Regions from separate parts of the Homo sapiens genome. Here region 2 is linked to region 1. The links are chromatin loops, found by intact Hi-C in ENCODE. Cell type or tissue: endothelial cell of umbilical vein. All regions are shown on one strand.

Evidence for each region. Hi-C counts contacts between places; a loop is a spot of excess contacts. Peaks named below come from ENCODE experiments on the same cell type or tissue, not always from the same donor. Only the 100,000 strongest peaks of a DNase experiment are listed, where the experiment ranks them.
Region 2: a loop joins it to region 1, with 17 times the contacts of the local background. A loop is called at or near these places in 61 of 110 quality-filtered maps.

Annotation. Positions count from the first base shown.
Region 1 is chr12:117,873,991-117,876,490 of GRCh38, forward strand. All of the region lies in intron 1 of KSR2 (kinase suppressor of ras 2), which reads right to left. Among named protein-coding and RNA genes, the nearest start is that of KSR2, 94 kb to the right of the region's middle. RefSeq lists an enhancer at 1,072-1,872. In endothelial cell of umbilical vein, a CTCF peak has its summit at 1,028 (motif pointing right); a DNase peak (open chromatin) is centred at 1,021.
Region 2 is chr12:118,033,911-118,036,410 of GRCh38, forward strand. It overlaps WSB2 (WD repeat and SOCS box containing 2), which reads right to left. Exons shown (of 9, transcript NM_018639.5): 6 at 2,428-2,500; 7 at 1,304-1,414; 8 at 1,076-1,183; 9 at 1-448. The coding sequence ends at 286. It also overlaps a transcript of RFC5 not described here. Among named protein-coding and RNA genes, the nearest start is that of RFC5, 18 kb to the left of the region's middle. RefSeq lists enhancers at 1,703-1,762, 1,773-1,822. In endothelial cell of umbilical vein, a CTCF peak has its summit at 1,543; no DNase peak of the experiment used is centred here; H3K27ac peaks cover 554 bases.

The DNA of each region.
Region 1 (2,500 bases):
CGTTTTTTTGCATTTCATTTCCCTCGCAAATCATCTTTATTCTATTTCACAAAAGTATTGGCTGCAAAATGTCAGAAAAGATAAAGCTGATTCTTTCTTTACCGCAGAAGGCGGGAAAGGCACTGACCCTTCTACTCGGTGAATTTCAGGTATTCATCTTAATCTACCAACATCTCTAAATAAATTATTTTCCAGAATGGTTCCTTGAGTATCATGACAATGCTGAAGTGAGTGTTAGATTTTTTTTTTCAACTTGTTTTGAGACAGGGTCTTGCTCTGTTGTCCAGGCTGGAGTGCAGTGACACAATCATAGCTCACTGCAGCATCAACCTCCTGAACTCAAGCAATCCTCCCACCTCAGCTTCCCAAGTAGCTAGGACCACAAGCGTGTGTCACCACACCCAGCTAATTTTTTCATTTTTTGTAAAGGTAGAGTCTTGCTATGTTGCCCAGGCTGGCCTCAAACTCCTGACCTCAAGCAATCCTCCTGCCTTGGTCTCCTAAAGTGCTGGAATTACAGGCATGAGCCACAGTACCTGGCCCGATTGTAAATATCATTCTACAGATGGGGAAACCAGGCCTTGGAATTGCTGGAATTGTGCCCGTGATCACACAGATAAAGCAGCATCGGGATCGTGATTTGAACTCAGGACCTCTAGTTCCCAGTCCCGTGCTCTCTTCACGATTCTCTGCTGAAACAGACCATCAACGGTTGAGAAGCACAATTAGAAAAGGGCCTTTGTATGGCTTCACCCTGCCAGGCGGCCTAATTGATATTTAGGTCGACCTCAATTCAAGTCCATGCAGAGCCAAACTGAAGAAGAAGAAGAAAAAAAAAAACCCAAAGGTTCCATCTTCAAATAAAGAAACACAGGACTTTTGGAAATAGCACATCTAAGCCGAGCCCACCGTCTGACTCTGCACTGCCCAGGTGTAGAATGAGGTCCCCTGGGCCTGGGGTTAGAGGGATCACAGGTTGCGGAAATCCGACGGAGCTGGAGCCCGGAGGTGTAATTTTCCATCTCCACACCAGGGGGCAGCCTGGCACCTTCCACGACAGATGGAAAATTTTCCGGGCCTTGGCCCATCCGAGCATCCGCAGCGCCTTATTACTGTACTCTGTATTAGCATGGCGGTAAATTTAGCAGCATAAACAACAACAACAAAAAAAATCAAAAAGTCAAGACATGTGACAGAGCTAAAAATAATTGTGTCTGAAATCCCTAATGTGAAATGGGGAACTTTTCACTCCGAATCTAAACCCAAATCCAACCCAGAGACCTCCGGGAACGTCCTGGCCGTTGGGTTTGACAGAGCTCCAAATCCTCACCCCTTAGGTGCTATTTTTTTTTTTTTTTTTTAAGAACGAAAGCGGAGTCCGTGAAAGCTGGGAGGGAATGCAGGACACCATGGGGGCCTTCTAGGGACCAGGCCCTTGCAAGAACCATCCCTGGTGTAAACCTCGCAGCAGCGCCAAGGGAAGGGGCTTGGCTCTCAGCCCATTTTACACACGAGAAAACTGAGGCTCAGTAATGGAACAGGGCTGGCCTTATGGTCACACACATAAAGAGGCAGGCTCCAGAGCCCTCTGTGTCCCTCAGGACTGCCCGTCAGCACCCCATAATCGCTGCCTTCTCCCTAAAGGTACACATGAGCAGCAAAGAGCTCCAGCCTTTGAACTTGCTTGTCCCACCGGCGAGAGCTCTTCTGTCAGCTTTAGGCATAAACAGCCCTTTCCGTTCCTTCAGGTGTCACCTCTGCCCAAGCTCCTCTCAATGCCACCATCACGCCGCCCTGCTTTCTTTCCTTGGTGGCACTTTGCTATCTCACAAATCATCCTGTTTATTGGTTTCCATGGTTACGCCTCCCCCCCACCACCACCACACACCCATCATGTCAGCTCAAGAGAGCACGGGCTTTGCCTGTCATTTCCCCAGCGTTCAGATCCGTGCCTGGCATACAGTCGGTGCTCAATACATTTTTCTTGGTCTTTCAATAAACCAACATCCTTGGTGGTTAAACGCCAGGCCACTAAAAATAAATCCCAAGTCCTTTTCCAAGCGGGCACAGTGCACCTGCAGGACCGGGTCCCTGGTTGTGTTATTAAGGTTCTCGGGTGAGCAGACCCCGTGCGGGTAATGAAATCGCGGCAGCCACAGCCAGCAGCCCCGACGCCTTCCCGCCGTTGCCAGGGCGACCATTGTCATAACATCCCTGGCGCTTGGCGGCCCAGCTGACGGGGGAGAGAATTATTTGACTGGAGAACGTCTCAAGTAACCGGCCAATTTGCATCCACAAGAAAATCCCCTGCTGAGGGAGGGCTGGAGGCCTGGGAGAGGCGCCCTTCCTTCTCTCCCCAGCCCTGGATCCCAATGAGAACCGGATCCCTGAGGCCAGGCAGAGGGACCCAACAGTCTGGGGCAGTCCCGCCGAATGCTGGAACACAGGCAGCTGCCTCTGCAGGAAGGAAGAGCCCCCCTCTCCGCTGTCTCACTATTGC
Region 2 (2,500 bases), 160 kb after region 1:
CAAGCAGAAAGAGTTCAACACTTGCTGTTCATAACTGGACTGAAAATTTAACGTAAGGCTCTGTTGCCGTGCAAGTGGAATCTCTTCCTCTAAGACTGACTTTCACATGCCAGGGAGAGAAAGATCCATGACTAGTACACTGGAATCTGGTTTTGCTACATTCTATTCACAATCCCAAAGAAATGCTATTTCAATGCAAGACCAGATGTTTGGCCCATTATTCCAGCAACTCCCTTTGACAGGACGATTTACCCTGCTACAAAGAAGCACAAGATGTGGTGTTGCTTAAAAAGTCCTGTATGTGAGGAACTCTTTCATTTTCTTGGGGATTGGCAGTGCTAGGACTTGGTAAGTTGTTAGGAAACTTCGAAGGGCTTTCCGGCATAAGTGCTTCAGTGAGGACAGGACCCTAGGAGCTGTCCAGAACTGGACGTGGCCATCTCTTGTCCTAAAATGAAACAGAAACCGATGCTAAGACAGAGCTTGGATGTTCATGTTTTCATGAGGATGAATACTCATGTTTCTGTTTTGACTGCAAAGAGCAGGAGACTTCGGAGAGTGAAATGTAACCCTGACTGTGGAAATGGATGTAAAATTGTGGTGCTGAATAATTAAAGCTGCTGATAGGATTAGAAAAACTCAAGACACCTGTGATACCAAAGCGCTCTCTCTGTCTCTCTCTCGGCACAGCCCTTTCTAAATCTGACCACAGTTAGTTCAAAAGTATAAGGGGGAAGAGTGCCACCTACTGAATTATAGATGTTACCTGTAAAGTGGTCTTTTAGCCCTAAATGGTTTCCCATATATTATGCATCATCTCAATTTTATTCTCCCTTGTGAACTTGGCCCATTAGGTGGCATGACTTACAGATCTTTAATTACATTTAGGTTAAATATTCAGAGAAAATGGGACACCGTTATTAGCAAAATCGATCATTTGAGTTTTATATAATCTTGAATTGCCTTAAAGCTTTCCTCATAGGCAAGAAAATTCTAGATGGTTTCTTTCCTTAAAAAGCTCCATGGTATACTCAGCAGAAAGCACCACCCATCTGTTCAGCTAACAAATACATACCCTGTGGCAATGACTCCACCATGTGGAAAAAATGTGCAGCAAAGCCCATTGGTCATAGGAGCAAATGCAATGGGAGTTTTCAGTTCCAGGGCCCAGATCCTGAGGAGTCTGGATGGGGAGAGAGAACATCTGGATATTAGCTGACCCAGGGCCAGACCAAGAGGGCCTTGCTGCCATTACTTGCAAGCACTTGTTCTGAGGCCATGTAAAGAGAGTTCTCTTCGTTACCTGTCATCTGCCACCGTGGCAAGGTACAAGCCTTCTGGAGAGAAGCACACAGATCTCAGTGAGCTAATGTGGACGTCACTGTCATCCATGGCGGGGTCAACCTGGGTGTGGCTGGGAAGGAAAGAAACAGGATGGCAGGCCTGGAGTGATGGCTGCTCTCCACCCTCCATCATCACCCTAGGCAGGAAGCCAAACTGCCCTGGCTACAAAAGGGCTCAAGATGCATTGTGTGCCCCTCGTGGAAAAGCTTGGGATTTGCACACTGGGAAAAAAAAGGGTATCTCAGAAGGCTCCAGGTGTCCTGTGGATGAAGGGTTACTAACACTTCCTTGTGCTAATTTGCTTATGCAAAGTAGGTCAGCCCTCACTTTAATGCCACAGTAGAAACTGCAAGTCTTTTTTAGGCTAAGATACATGATAATTATAGGACTGCCTATTATTTGCTTCATAAAACAACAGACACAAAAGGAAAAAGGAGACCAAGTTTGTGAGAACATGAAACTCATTTTGGAAAGCACAGTTTCGATAAGAGGCTCTTTCTGAACTTGTTACTACAGTTATTAGTAAATGGAAATAAAGAGTCATATTGAGGCTTCATAATGCTGATTCCGAAGAAGTACACACAGCCACCTGAATCAGGAGACTGGAAGACACTCAAAGCTACTTGAGAGGGCTTAATTGACAAGGCATCACTAAGAAGCAATGAACCAGGCCAGGCGCAGTGGCTCATGCCTATAATAGCAGTTTGGGAGACTGAGGCGGTGGATCACCTGAGGTCAGGAGTTTGAGACTAGCCTGGCCAACATGGTGAAACCCCATCTCTAATAAAAATACAAAAATTAGCCAGGCCTGGTGGCGCACGCTTGTAGTCCTAGCTACTCGGGAGGCTCAGGCAGCAGAATCGCTTGAACCCGGGAGGTGGAGGTTGCAGTGATCCAAGATTGCGCCACTGCACTCCAGCCTGGGTGACAGAGCGAGACTCCGTCTCAAAAGAGACCCACTGTGCCTTTTTATCCAGCTTGTCCCCTCCCATGTCCCAGATTCTAAAAGAGACATGTCTAATCCCAGGCAGGTTCCTCATCAGTCCCCCCACAAAAAAGTCATAGCAGGGATTCAGTCCTTACTGGAGTGACCTCAGCCTTTCGCCGGTGTAGGGGTCCCACATAATCACATTGGTATCGTAAGAAGCCGTGACAA